Regions from separate parts of the Homo sapiens genome. Here region 2 is linked to region 1. Evidence: chromatin contacts called from ENCODE Hi-C or POLR2A ChIA-PET data. All regions are on one chromosome and are shown on one strand. Each heading gives the region's core, a stretch centred on a gene start or an enhancer-like site at or near the end of the contact. The rest is flanking DNA. Distances are from core to core; before and after follow the strand shown.

Region 1 (7,392 bases), core at 3,681-6,180:
AGGTGTGGTGGCAGGCGCCTGTAGTCCCAGCTACTTGGGAGGCTGAGGCAGGAGAATGGTGTTAACCCGGGAGGCGGAGCTTGCAGTGAGCCCAGATGGCGCCGCTGCACTCCAGCCTGGGTGACAGAGTGAGACTCCGTCTCAAAAAAAAAAAAAAAAAAAAAGAAGAAGAAGCCAGACTAGTTTTGTTTGCAGGCAAGACCTCGAGGTTGAGGGCTGGGCTGCTCAGAGGGAAGCCCAAGGCATTCTCCAGGGGAGCCTGCGGGGGTTACAGCCTCACATACGACAAGGCGGCCTCCCAAAAGCTGGTCAGTGTCTCCCCTTCAGAAGAGTGTCAAGGGGCTCAGCAATTGGTCATCTCTTTCTGAACCCTTCTCCCTCTAAAATGTACAAATGATCCCTAACATACTGCTTACAGAGTGCTTTGAGCCCATTTTGTCTTGTGAAATGGCAGCCAGGCAGGGGTGATTATTTCCATTTCACTGATGAGTTATACAGTCCCAGGAAGGGCAGGTGAATAACCAAAGGTGTGCTTCCCTTTCTAAAATCCCCTCTTTGCCCTGTGATGCTCTGGGCTTGGGAAAGCCTGGGATCCTCTCCATTACAGTTGTAACAGGAGCAGGTATGCCCTTCATGGCCAACATCATGGGGAGCCGAGAACTTCATTTTGATTGTCTCCAGACTTCTGGGGCCTTCATCTCCCTATCTCAGGCTGGGCCAGGGAGACCCGCATGGTGTAGGGCAGAGGATGCTGTCTCGAGCCAGGAAGCCTGGGCTCTCAGGGATGCTCTATTGCTCACTTGCTGTGTGACCCCTGCAGGTCCTGGCACCCCTCTGAGCTTCTATTTCCATATGGGTAAGATGGCGGTTAGTCCAGGTCATCTTCAGGGTCCCTTCCGCCTCTGAGATTCTATGCTCTGGTCCTCTTCAAGAGGCTCCCCTCCAAGAGGATTTTATAAGTGATGGGGCTGGAAAACCATTTTAATGCTGGGATTTTCTTAATCTCAACCATTAGAGTTTCCTTGAAAGCCTAAATGCTCCTTAATTCCAAGGTTTGTAGGGAGCCAGTTGTCTGGAATAGGGTCCCCTCCAGGCCCAGGGATGTGCTGAGATGGCAGCTCTCTGGGAGCAATTCCAGCAAGGCCCGAGTCAGAGCCCTTGAGTCAGTCTGCTGAGTTTGCACCCAGAACTGGTTAATGCTGGCTCCCATGGGCGGGGAGTGGAGACTGCTGACTGCTGACTATGAGGAGGGAGGACAAAGTGCAGATGCTCAGCCTTATTTAATCTGGGCAAGCTGCCCATCTTTGCTGACATGTGTAAAGGAAATTGCTCTTTGGTCAACATCCTCAATGTTCCCCTGCCTCTCTCATCCACTGTCGGTACCTGATATCCATCCCGTGTCTTTCCTCCCATTTAATGTCTGTGTATGGTGTGAGGTTCTGAGCAATCACCAGGCCTGGCTCAAGCTTTAGGGGTCCACATGTTGGAAACCCAGGGCATCCCAGTGGGGTCTGTGGTCCTGTAATAAATGCATATGGTCTCTTGGACTTCAGAGAAAGTAGGTTTTGTCGCCATGGTGACAGATGAGTGCATCGAGGCTCAGAGAGGTGAGGTGACTTGCCTAGGTGATAGTACCTACTTTCTAGGGCTATTGTGAGACTCCAGCGAGCCAAGGCATCAGAAGTACAGGAAGCAGTGCTCCAGCCATGTGACTTTCCTTTTTTTCCCAATGGTTTCCCTAGGCCTCTGCTTGCTCTGTGCTGGCTCAAATTCCGAATATTGAGCAGTTCGGGACTCCATCTGTTTTCTCCAAATGGAACAATTAAAGCCTAGTGAATGTATTTTAAGAGAAGGGGAGTAGTACAGTTTATATCTTGTTTCTTACATTAAAAATTTTTTTTTAATTTTTTATAGAGATGATGTCTCACTTATGTTGCCCAGGCTGGTCTCGAACTTCTGGCCTCAAGCAATCCTCCTACCTCGGCCTCCCAAAGTGCTGGGATTACAGGTGTGAGCCACTGCATCTGACCAATATTTTCTTTTCTTTTCTTTTTTTTTTTTTTTTTTTGAGACAGAGTCTCGCTCTTTCGCCCAGGCCAGAGTGCAGTGGCGCCATCTTGGCTCACTGCAAGCTCCGCCTCCCAGGTTCACGCCATTCTCCTGCCTCAGCCTCCCGAGTAGCTGGGACTACAGGCGCTCGCCACTGCACCCGGCTACTTTTTTGTATTTTTAGTGGAGACGGGGTTTCACCGTGTTAGCCAGGATGGTCTCGATCTCCTGACCTCGTGATCCACACGCCTCGGCCTCCCAAAGTGCTGGGATTACAGGCGTGAGCCACTGCGCCTGGCCTAATATTTTCATTTTTGGCTCACAAATTTCCCCCTTTTAAACTTCCCATAGCTGTTCCCCAGACCTCACTTCCCCTGTGCCTCTGCCCTGGGCCCTGGAGCTCTGGAGAAGCCTCTCTGTTCTTTGAAGCCTGGACTGTCATTTGAAGCTCTAGACTTTCCAGGTTGATGCCTAGGAGCATAGGAGGCCATCATCAACCCCTGGAAACATCTCTGGGCGTAGGCTGCCAGGCTGGAAGGGATGCTGGGGATCACATGATCCAGGCTGTTTATCACACAGGGGAGACATAAGGCCTCGAGAGACAGAAGGTCTTAACAAAGGTAATGCAGCTGATGGAGGCCAGAACTGGAATTAGAACCAGGTCTCCCGACTTCTGCTTCAGAACTTTCTCTGTCCACTCTGGCATCATTTTCTTTTCTTTTTTGTTTTGTTTTGTTTTGAGATGGAGTCTCCCTCTGTCACCCAGACTGGAGTGCAGTGGCACTATCTCAGCTCACTGCAACCTCTGCCTCCCAAGTTCAAGGGATTCTCTTGCCTCAGCCTCCTGAGTAGCTGGGATTACAAGCGCGTGCCACCATGCCCAGCTAATTTTTATATTTTTGGTAAAGGTGGGGTTTCGCCATGTTGGCCAGGCTAGTCTCAAACTCCTGGCCTCAAGTGATCTGCCTGCCTTGACCTCCCAAAGTGCTGGGATTACAGGTGTGAGCCACTGCACCCAGCCTCTGGCCATTATTTTCTTGTTGCTTGGTGTCAGAATCCTGACCAGGCCTTTCCCAAGGTCCTGCTCAGAGGGCCCTGGCATATTTATACTTTAGCACCTAGTGTAGTGGTAGGAGTACAGTCTAGTGTCATTGGCCCTGGGCCTGAATCTCAGCTCTTTGTGCTACCAGTGATGTGACTTTGGGAAAATCCCCAGCCCCTTCTCTGTGGCCTGGTTTCTTCAGATGTGTAATGAGGCTGGTGATACCCACCTCGCAGGGTGATTGAGAATTGCACCTGGAGCCTGATGCAAAGTGGACCCTCAGAACATGTTGCCTGACACCAAGAGGGTCTCTGCAGAGCCTTGCCTATGTCCACACCCTGGGGTTACTGAAGGAATCCTTAAACCAAAACTCGGCCGTGCCACTAAGCTCTGCAAACATCTGGGGTGCTGTCGACTGGCTTTGTTGAAATATTAATATTATGACCATTGCACTTTCCAAATATAATACTGTGAGCCATGAGCGTACATCCTTCCCCATTTCAAACTTCCCCTTTGTCGGGAGCCAAGCTCGGCGGGAACCTGGAGCCTTGGGGTGTGAGTTGGGGGTCAGTGTCTGTCTCTCTTCCCCAGCTCGTGCCATTCCTCACCAGGAACTACCTCAAACAAGGCTTCATGGAAAAGACTGGGCCAAAGGTACCTTCTATCACTCCCTGGGGAACTTAATATGGTTTAATGTATATAGAAGGTTTCATGTGTTTATGGGATGATTGTTAAGAGGACAGTGAAAGGTGTTAGGCCAAGCTTGTCCAACCCACAGCCCATGGGCCACATGCAACCCAGGACGGCTTGGAATGATGCCCAACAGAAATTCATAAACTTTCTTTTTTAAATTTTTTTGAGACAGAGTCTTGCTCTGTCACCCAGGCCAGAGTACAGTGGTGTGATCTCGGCTCACTGCAACCTCCGCCTCCCAGATTCAAGCGATTCTCCTGCCTCAGACTCCTGAGTAGCTGGGATTACAGGTGCCCACCACCATGCCCGGCTAATTTTTGTAATTTTAGTAGAGATGGGGTTTCACCATGTTGGCCAGGCTGGTCTCGAACTCCTGACCTCAAGCGATCTGCCCACCTCAGCCTCCCAAAGTGCTGGGATTACAGGCATGAGCCACCATGCCCAGCCAAATTCGTGAACTTTCTTAAAACATTATGAGATATTTTTGCGATTTTTTTTTTTTGGCTCATCAGCTATCATTAGTGTTAGTGTATTTTATGTGTGGCCCAAGACAATTCTTCCAATGTGGCCCAGGGAAGGCAAGAGATTGGATATTCCTGTGTTAGGCAATCATGAAAGCAAGCCTTGGGCAGGTGGAAAAAGCAGTCAAAGGGTTGTTTTCAGAGAGGCGCAGCCCCTCCGCCTGGTTCTTGTTGCTGGGCTTTCTCTCCCTGACCTAGGTTAGAATTTGGCCAAGGCCAGCACTTTCAGCCTTGCCAAGCAGTAGCCACTTCTGATTTTTTCCAACTTCCTTTCCGGCTTCTTTGTCTACAGCCTGAAAAAGAGGAAGGTGCCTCTTCCAAGTTGAGGCAGCAGGGTGAAGCTGGCAAAGGGTATGGTGGGGTTGGAAGGGGAATGGGCAGAACCTTCAGAGCCTGAGGGCTCCTATCCAGGCCCCAGGGAGAAGCACTAGGATGTCTGACTGAGGAGGCTGGGCTGGAGAACCAGTGGGACTGGCCAGCTCCTTTGGTTTGGGCTGGGCTGGCCCCTGACCTCTATCCTCAGAAACTGACCTGGTCATCTGTGGTAAGAAGTTCCCTCTTTTGCAGCAGAAAGAACCTTTCAAGAAAAGGTGGTTCGCCCTGGATTGCCATGAGCGGAGGCTGCTCTATTACAAGAACCCACTGGTAAGAGCCACTCCTGCTCCCTCCCCAGGGCTTCCTCAAACATTGCTGGGTGGTGCTTGTCTGGAACTATGTGAAAGCTACAGATAAACACATCTCCCAGAGCCCCAGAGCTAGAGAAACCTTGAGAGGAAAACCTCTACCCCTTGTTTTTGTTTCTCTTGAGTAATCTCCTATGGCATGAAGCTTCTCCTCGCTTTCAGGAAGTCTATTATGAGTATCCAAAATGCTGCCCATGGTAGTTAAATATGGTGTATCTCTTCCTCTAGTCTCCAGGGCTCACTTCTAACCAAGAGGCCGTGATGTGTAGTAGTTAGGAGTGTGGTGGACTCTAGAACCCCACCGTCTGGGCTCTGGTCTCAGCCCTGCCACTTGTAGTAGTGTTGCCTTGAGCCGTGTACTTAGTGCTCTGTGCCTCGGTTTCCTCCTCTGAAAAACAGGCTTAATAAGAATGCCTTCCCCAGAGGTTGCCATGATGGTTATTTAAGTTACTATATATAAAGCATTGTAATTCCTGATGCTGATTTTAATAAGTGCTCCGTAAATGTTAGGTATCACTTATTTTTTTTTTTTTAGAGACAGAGTCTCTCTCTGTCACCCAGGCTGGAATGCAGTGGCACAATCACAGCTCATTGCAACCTTGAACTTCTGGGCCCAAGTTATCTTCCTGCCTCAGCCTCCTAAGTAGCTCAGAATACAGGCATGCATCACCATGCCCAGCTAATTAAAAAAAAAAAATTTAGGGCTGGATGTGCTGCCTTTTGTCTGTAATCCCAGCACTTTGGGAGGCTGAGACAGGAGGATCGCTTGAGCCCAGAAGTTCGAGACCAGCCTGTGCAACATAGTGAGATCCCATCTCTACAAGAAACTTAAGGCCAGGCACGGTGGCTCACATCTGTAAACCCAGCATTTTGGAAGGCTGAGGCGGGGCAGATCACGAGCTCAGGAGTTCGAGACTAGCCTAACCAACATGGTGAAACCCTGTCTCTACTAAAAATACAAAAATTAGCCGGACGTGGTGGTGCGTGCCTGTAAGCCCAGCTACTCAGGAGGCTGAGGCAGGAGAATCGCTTGAAACCGGGAGGCAGAGGGTGCAGAGGGTGCATGCCATTGCACTCCAGCCTGGGTGCAGAGTGAGACTCCGTCTCAAAAAAAAAAAAAGAAAGAAAAAAAAAGAAACTTAAAAATTAGTCAGGTGTGGTGGTGCATGCCTGTAGTCCTAGCTGCTTGGGAGGCTGAGGTGGGAGGATTGCCTGAGCCTGGGAGGTTGAGGCTGGGATGAGCCATGATTGTGCCACTGCACTTCCAGCCTGGGTGACAGAGTGAGGCCCTGTCTCCAAAAACAATTCATAATAATAATTAATAATTTTTTTTTGTAGAGAAGGGGTCTCACTATGTTGTCCCGGTTGGTCTCATATTCCTGGCCTCAGGCAATCCTCTGCCTTGGCTTCCCAAAGTGCTAGGATTACAGGCATGAACTACCAGGCCCACCCTCGGTATCTTTTCAATAGATGATGTGTATGATTTATTTTAGGGTTTTGATCTTTCAAATTCTGGGTCCCACTTAGCAGAAATCCCAGCAGGGACCTCATACCCCTTTCCCAAAATAAAGCTTGGAGGCTGTCAGGGCTGCAGGGCCCCTCTGCCCTGGGGGCACCCTCTGATGACCCTGTACTCTCCATTTTCAGGATGCCTTCGAGCAGGGCCAGGTTTTTCTTGGGAACAAGGAGCAGGGATATGAAGCCTACGAAGACCTGCCCAAGGGCATCCGAGGAAATCGCTGGAAAGCCGGACTCACCATTGTCACCCCAGAGCGGAGATTTGTCCTCACTTGCCCCAGTGAGAAGGAACAGCAGGAATGGCTGGAAAGTTTGCGGGGTGTCCTGTCCAGCCCCTTGACGCCCCTCAACCGGCTTAGTAAGAAGCAGGAACTGAGGGGTGTTCTTTTGGACAAGGGCAGAGGACAGAAAATTGCTTCTTCACTTAGGTTCAGCTTTGATACCACAAAAGATTCCTGATTCCTGACTATGCTCTTTTCATTGTCTTCTCTTCCTGCAAAAGAAAAGCACAGACATGCCATTATTGCCAAAAGGTCTCCTCTGTCCACTCTGGGTTCCCCTAACCGAGCCCTTCCCCAGGAGCTTTTAGAGGAGTTTGGCCCTGGCAGAACCCCTGGGTGCTGTCTGTACCCCTTGCGGTGTGGGGGCTAAGCAGCTTCTCTTTCCCTCCACCGTGCTCTATGCTGATCCTTTTTCTCGTGAGAAAACGCTGGCCTGTTATTATTAGCTAAGGTCACACCCGCTGGGCAGCTCCTGGGATTTTTGGATTCCTCCCCACTCCAGAGGGAAGGCTATTTCTAGTGGCTTCTTTTCTTTGAGTCCTCCCTTCTGTCTGCCTCTCTCCTGTTCCTCCTCTTTACCAGTAGGGCTTCCTCAATGCTGACAG
Region 2 (7,528 bases), core at 601-3,100, 98 kb after region 1:
AACAACAAATTTGGTTGGTTTTGAAACCTTACTGTCTAGCGGAACAAGTATTTCATCTGCCTGATGACCTGCAGCCCGATCTAGATCTGCAGTTTGAAACTTACTTTTGAGGCGAGGAAGCTGAACTAGGGTCTGGTTCTGATCCCTGTCCAGCAGTGGAACCACCTCTGGGAGCCTTTCTTGTGGAGTCCGCTTGTCATTTAAATCCTGATGTGCAGCCAAGAACTGCTCTGGCCCCAGGGGCAGCTCTCCACCTGAATCCGTATCCAGGAATGGAACCAAATTTTCATTTGATTCCTGGGGCAGGGCTGACACCTGTGAGGAAGCAGAGGGCCCCAGGTAATCAAAGTCCCCTGGGGCTGCTGGGGGAGCAGGTGCATGAGGAGATTCCCATGGGAGATGGGAGGAGCGGGAAGACCAGGGCTCAGGTGACCCCAGGGGTTAGAGGTCAGCTGGAGCGGGTCCTTGACCAACACCAGATGTGGAGCCTCCTTGACTAGTAGACACAATAATTGCCACTAGGAGACACAATAGCTGCCACGTAAGGAGGGGCCACGGGCCCCAGAAACGCAGCCAGGACATGACACATGCTAGTGCCGTGCACTGATTGGGAGCCATTCTGGCAGCCCTGAGATGCTCATGCCCCTTATAAGCGTGCGCCCCGCCCTGTCTTTATGACACCTTTATTTATGCCACATTTATTTGGCTCGGGTCCAGATCTGCTCCATTTTACCATGGCAATCTTATGTCACAATCTCGCTCAAGTGATCCTCCCACCTCAGCCTCCTGAGTAGCTGGGACTACAGGATGTGCCACCACACCCAGCTGATTTTTGTGTTTTTTGTAGAGACAGAGTCTCCCTATGATGTCCAGGCTGGTCTCAAACTCCTGGGCTCAAGTGATCCTCCCACCTCAGAGTCCCAAATTGCTGGGATTACAGGGATTAGCCACCATGCCCAGCCAATCCAGCCATCTTGCAGCCAATCCTCCAGCCCCAATTAAGCCTTCAGATGACTACAGCCCCAGTTAGTATCTTGACTACAAACTCATGACAGATCCTAAGCTAGAACCACTCTTCTAAGCTGCTCCTGAATTCCTAACCCATATACAGTGTGTGAGATCATAAACACTTATTGTTGTTTTAGGCCTCAAATTTTGGAGCAATTTATTATGCAGCAATAGGTGACTAAAACACACAATAAAATTGCTGTCATTACTATTATAAAGTACTTCCTGATTTTGAGCTGAAATCCACTTTCTTGTAATCACCACCCTCTCTTCCAGTTCCGTCTTTTTGGGCCACCTAGAAAAAATACAATCTCTCTTCCTCATGGTCAAAATGTTTGGTGCCAGTTTTCATGCCAACAATTTAATTCATCAGACATTTGAAGAGTGATCACTGTACCAGGCAGTAGGCATGCAAAGATAAGTAGGACGAGGTCCCTGCCTAGCCATACACTCAAAACATTCTTCCACAGGAGGTGTGCTGTAATGAAGGGACCTGACTCCCAGTGCAGGAGAAGGAGGTCCAAATGCAGGTGTGGCTGGTTCTGCTTACAGAGGTGAGGGAAGGCTTCTCAGAACAGGTGGCAGGCGCTGAGGCCTAAGGGATGAATAGGCCTTCTCCAGGATGACAGGAGGGGAAGGACTAACAAGCAGAAGCTGCAGGCAGAAGACCACCCTGACACTAACCACTTTCTTCCGCAGGGTACACATCTCCTCTCCTCTTGTCCAACTTTTGAGTCCTCTCCCAACCCCTCCCAATCTTGGTAACTCCACTCAGAACACACCCTTTCCTGTCACATGATGGCATCTAGAGGGAGCCAGCCCTCCTCCAGGGTGGTCCGGCCAGTGTGGAGTGGAGTTGGCCGTCACCTTTCTTTTTCTGGAAGCTCTGCTTGGTCCAGACTTGTCTGAGGTTTTTTGGCCTCCACATCCTTCAGCTGACTCATGCTGGGCCTGCAGGCATCTGGACTGCAAAGTCATTTTTCACACGTGCTCCTGGGAAACCACATCTCTTCGTACTTTGTACTTCTGCTGTTGTTTTGTTTTCACAATTTTTCATGGGTGTTTTGAAGTTCAATAATTTGATCTATGCAAACTGCTCATCTCAGCTCCTGGTTGGCAGGGGCCTTGTGGAAGCAAATTGAGCCACCAAAAGAATCCAATTTAGAACACGCCCTGGAAACAGAAACCGTCTGTCATTCTAAGGCCATTGTGGTTGGGAGTGATTCAGACTCATTGCAGCTCCTTCCAGCCTTCAAAGATCTCACCGGATAAGAGCCTGGCTTGGATTTGAAGACACCTTCTATGAAGGAAAGGCTTTGGCAGGGGGTGAGGGGGGTGGGCTGTGATACTTTGTAGGAGCTGAGCACAGACGGAAGGAAATTGGAAGGGGATGTTTGTCTGGCTCCCACCTTCCCCCGTCAGGGAGAATCAGGCCATTGTCTAGGTAGAACTCTTGGCTTGTTTATCTTCTCAGACCCAGCTTAGAACAAGGTTTCACTCAGTTTTCTTTCCACCCAAAAAATGACCACAGGAAAGAGTGACTTGCGTTTGCTAAGTGTCCAGTCCGTACTCTCCGTTCCCATTTCTCTGCCTCTTTCTCCCATTATCGGCTTCTAACAGAAAATAAGAAGAGCAAGCTTCCCTTTGGTCCCATCAAAGATAACATGTAGACATTCATTCATGCGTTCATTCCTTTAACTAGCATTTATTGGGTTCCTACTATGTTCCCAGCATTGTTATTGGTACTGGTGACCCTAGTATAAAAGACACAATCCCTGCTGTCAAGAGGTCACAGTTCTGGAAGGAACCCAGCGGTACTGGCAGCAGCGCTAGTGGGGAATGGGAGCACATAGAAGAGGCATTTGACTCAGCTTTGGAAAGAATTGGAAAAGGCTTTAAAGTAGAGTAAAAGTTTGCCAGAAAGAATAATCATTATTACAGCTTTTTTAAAGCGTCTTCTACATGCCAAGCACTGTGCTAAAATCTCCCTATATATATTGTTTTATTTTAATCCTCACAACTCTAAGAGGTCACTACTGTAATTATTCCAACTTCACAAATGAAGAAAGTGAGATTTAGCAAGGTCGCCTTGGTGGGGCATGGCTGCTCACACCTATAATCCCAGGATTTGGGAAGCCGAGGCAGGAGGATCACTTGAGTTTAGGGGTTTGAGGCCAGCTTGGGCAACATAGTGAGTCCTCTGTCTCTACAAAAAGAAAAAAAAATAGCTGGATATGGTAGCATGCACTTGTGGACCTAGCTACTTGGGAGGCTGAGGTGGGAGGATGGCTTGAGCCCGGGAGGTTGAGGCTGCAGTGAGCTGTGATCATGCCATTACACTCTAGTCTGGGTGACAGAGCGAGACCCTGTCTCAAATAAATAAATAAATAGGCTGGGCACGTGACTCAGGCCTGTAATCCCAGCACTTTGGGAGGCCAAGGCAGGTGTATCGCTTGAGGTCAGGCATTCAAGACCATCCTGACCAAAATGGTGAAACCCCATCTCTACTAAAAATACAAAAATTAGCTGGGCATGGTGGCACATGCCTGTAGTCCCAGATACTCAGGAGGCTGAAGAAGGAGAGTCACTTGAACCCAGGAGGCAGAGGTTGCACTAAGCCAAGCTCGCATCACTGCACTCCAGCCTGGGTGACAGAGTGACACACTGTCTCAAAAAAATACTAATAATAAATAAATAAATAAATAAAGTCAACCTGCTCACCTCTTCACTAAGAATGAATAGCAGAAATGAGAAATAGATGCAGCTTTTCCTGACTGTGTAGCCCATTCTCTTACCCAAGGCTGCTATTTACAGTCGTGCAGGTTGTACATTGCACAATTCCAATGCTGGCCCTGCACTCAATAAGCCATTATAGATGGGAAGGGTATCCAGGCAGAAGGGGCCTACTTTGCAGAAATATGAAAAAGCAACCTATATTCAGGGAACTGACCCCATACAGCCATGTCAGAGGCTACAGAACTCCTTGAAGATGGGCAGCTCCTCTGCACCTCCAGTGATTGTTTACAGAACTGACCGATAGTGTCTTGGGAGAGCTCCTGGGGTTTTGCATTTGTTTTTTGTTTGTTTGTGTTTGTTTTGCTTTTGAGACAGGGTCTTGCTCTGTCACCCAGGCTAGAGGGCAGTGGTGCAATGACGGCTCACTGCAACCTTGGCCTCCCAGGCTCAAGCTATTCTCCCACCTCAGCCTCCAGAGTAACTGGGACTACAGGCATGTACCACCACACTCAGCTAATTTTTATTTTTATTTTTGTAGAAATGGGGGGGGGGTCTCACTATGTTGCCCAGGCTAGTCTGTAACTCCTGGCTTTAAGCGACCCTGCTGTCATGGCCTCCCAAAGTGCTGGGATTACAGGCATAGCCACCGTGCCAGGCCAGGCTTTGCATTTGGTGTAGAGACCCAATCCTTCCTTCTTACAGAGCTATGGAGCTCTCAGCAGGATGTGCATACTTCTGAACTGTTGACCATGCAAACATTCAAGCACAGAGGATGCAGGAGGTCCTGAGTCTCCAAACTGCTCAGTGTCCTATGAATGGCCAATCAGTTTCTCATGCATAGGCACCAAACATAACCTGCCAAACAAGCCAGTTCAATATCTAAGCCACCCCAACTTCTTTGCAGAAGTCGTTTCAGTAGCAAAGAATGGTCTGAGAAAAATAGGCACAACCAGGGTGAATGCCTACAACACTCCAGGTGCTCAGCAAACGTGATCTCTTCCACTCTCACAGCTTTATGAGACATCATCTTTCATTTTGCTGATGAGGAAACTGAGGTTCAGGGATCAGGTAACTTACCTAGGTTACGTGTGCAACAAGCAGCCACGATTCTCACCAGAATCTTTCTAGTGGCACAGCCTCTATGCTTCTATCCTAATGTTGGCTTTCAAAAGGTACCCGGAAAAGGGCAGGAAACAGCTTACATGGCTCCTAAAATGCCTGACAGCATGTATGTGGCAGAGTCTCTCTCTACTTTTTTTTTTTTTTTTTTTTGAGACGGAGTCTCACTCTGTCGCCCAGGCTGGAGTGCAGTGGCACAATCTTGGCTCACTGCACATTCCACCTCCCGGGTTCATGCCATTCTCCTGCCTCAGCCTCCCGAGTAGCTGGGACTACAGGCATCCGCCACCACGCCCAGCTAATTTTTTGTATTTTTAGGAGAGACGGGGTTTCACCGTGTTAGCCAGGATGGTCTCAATCTCCTGACCTCGTGATCTGCCCGCCTCGGCCTCCTAAAGTGCTGGGATTATAGGCGTGAGCCACCGCACCCAGCCCTCTACTAAGGTACCCAGAAAAGGGCAGGAAACAGCTTATATGGTTCCTAAAGTGCCTGAGAGCATGTATGTGGCAGAATCTCTCTCTATTTTTAATTTTATGTATTTTTCTAGAACCTATGTCATCAATCTCAGAGCTCAGAGACCCCTCCTCAGGTGGAGAGGCTGCTTCCAGACATCATTCCACCACAGCCTTTTCTCACTGTGCAATAGTTTGGTGTTGACAGAGTAGAATAAATTATTAAATGCTTTTCTGGAATTGATTTGACTCCAAGGGTCTTTGTGTTAAAATAATTTCCTATATCAAATAGGGTTCTTGGTTGTGCCTGACTCTGACTAACTTAAGGGGGGTAGGGAGTGGAACTTATTGGAAAGATACAGAGCGAGAAAGAGTCTTTTTAAAAAAATGCTGTAATAATAGGGACGAGAACCAGGGTAGCTCTGGGGAAGGAAGTCACAGAAGTTAAAGGTTGGTTCTTCAGGATGTCATTATCAGGATGTTTCAGCTCTGACTCCTTTCTGCCCTTATTCACACACCCAGCTAGAGTTCGAGTTACCCGCCATACCATGGCACACAGAGAACAAGACATCATGCCTGACAATTCCCCTAAAGCTTCAAGCAAAAAGTAAGGGGCAATCTCTAAAGCAAAATCAAGGTAATGCTACATGGAGAAAGGGAAATAGATCTGGCACTCTGACAGCATTTGTTTTTGCTTGACCAGGTTCTACTGAGGCAGGTAATACAAGCTGGGCATGTGAATAAGGGCAGAAAAAAGCAGGAGCTGATATAACCTGAGAGCAGTCTTTCTCCAAGAATGTTCAACTAAATTATTTCTTTTCTTTCTTCTTCTTCTTCTTTTTTTTTTTGTTTTTGAGACAGAGTCTTGCTCTGTCACCCAGGCTGGATTGTAATGGCATGATCTTAGCTCACTGCAACCTCTGCCTCCCAGGTTCAAGCAATTCTCCTGCCTCAGCCTCTCAAGTAGCTGGGATTACAGGCATGTGCCACCACATCCACCTAAGTTTTGTATTTTAGTAGTGACGGGGTTTTACTATGTTGGCCAGGCTAGTCTCGAACTCCTGGCCTGAAGTGATCCACCCATCTCAGCCTCCCAAAGTGCTGGAATTATAGGCATGAGCCACCAAGCCAGGCCCAGGCTAAATTATTTCAATTTAATGTACTGGAGGTTTGAAAATTAATACTTAAAAAGAAACTTGTCTAATGTTTCAGAGTTTCAGTTTGGAACGATAAAAACGTTCTGGAGATGGATGGTGGTGATGGTTACACAACAATGTGAGTGTACTTAATGTCACTGAACCACACATTTAAAAATGGTTAATATGGTAAATTTTATGTTATGTATATTTTACCACAATTTGAAAAATCACAACAACCTTAAGAAAGAGAGAAAGTTACTAAATGATATGTGGTATCCTGGAAAAGAATACAATCTATAGTTTAGTTAATATCATTGTACCAATGTTAATGTCTTAATTTTGATAAATGTGTCATAGCTATATAAGATTTTTAACATTAGGGCAAACTGGGTTCAAAGTATAAGGGGGTCAGGCATGGTGGCTCATGCCTGTAATCTCAGCACTTTGGGAGGCTGAGGTGGGCAGATCATTTGAGATCAGGAGTTCGAGACCAGCCTGGCCAACATGGTGAAGCCCCGTTTCTACTAAAAATTCAAAAATTAGCTGGGCATGGTGGTACACGCCTGTAATCCCAGCTACTCGGAGGCTGAGGCAGGAGGATCACTTGAACCTGGAAGGCAGAGGTTGCAGTGAGCAGAGATTGTGCCACCAGACTCCAGCCTGAGGAACACAGCAAGACTCTGTCTCAGAAAAAAGAAAAAAAAGAAAACAAAAAAAGGCTGGGCATGGTGGCTCATGCCTGTAATCCCAGCACTTTGGGAGGCCAAGGTGGATGGATTGCTTGAGGTCAGGAGTTCAAAACCAGCCTGGGGAACATGGTAAAACCCCATCTCTGCTAAAATACAAAAATTAGCTGTGTGCAGTGGTACGTGCCTGTAATCCCAGCTACTCAGGAGGCTGAGGCAGGAGAATCACTTGAACCCAGGAGGCAGAAGTTGCAGTGAGCAGAGATTGCGCCATTGCACCATCCTGGGCAACAGAGTGAGACTCCTCCTCAAAAAAAAAAAAAAAAAAGAAAGAAAAGAAAAGAAAAGTAAAAGAAAGAAAACAGTATATGGGGCTGAGTGTGGTGG

The links. Hi-C counts contacts between places; a loop is a spot of excess contacts on that map. ChIA-PET counts read pairs that join two places held with the same protein, here RNA polymerase II (POLR2A). Pooled maps may share reads with other maps.
Region 2: a map of CD14-positive monocyte shows a loop between it and region 1 (2.2-fold over the local background). The contact joins two enhancer-like sites. A Hi-C loop is called at or near these places in 2 of 168 maps with a recorded cell type or tissue (both CD14-positive monocyte) and 3 of 50 pooled maps. POLR2A ChIA-PET finds 5 or more read pairs at or near these places in 3 of 52 experiments (A549, B cell and CD8-positive, alpha-beta T cell).

The regions. Positions count from the first base shown.
Region 1 is chr17:30,949,606-30,956,997 of GRCh38, forward strand. It overlaps ADAP2 (ArfGAP with dual PH domains 2), which reads left to right. Exons shown (of 11, transcript NM_018404.3): 8 at 3,683-3,745; 9 at 4,873-4,950; 10 at 6,636-6,864. Among named protein-coding and RNA genes, the nearest start is that of RNF135, 18 kb to the right of the region's middle. Within about 2 kb of position 4,931, at least 11 of the 41 ENCODE cell types and tissues checked have a DNase peak (open chromatin) inside an H3K27ac peak, as active enhancers do; they include CD14-positive monocyte, where a contact is called at or near this core.
Region 2 is chr17:31,050,446-31,057,973 of GRCh38, forward strand. It overlaps the pseudogene LOC646030. Among named protein-coding and RNA genes, the nearest start is that of MIR4733, 40 kb to the right of the region's middle. Within about 2 kb of position 1,851, at least 12 of the 41 ENCODE cell types and tissues checked have a DNase peak (open chromatin) inside an H3K27ac peak, as active enhancers do; they include CD14-positive monocyte, where a contact is called at or near this core.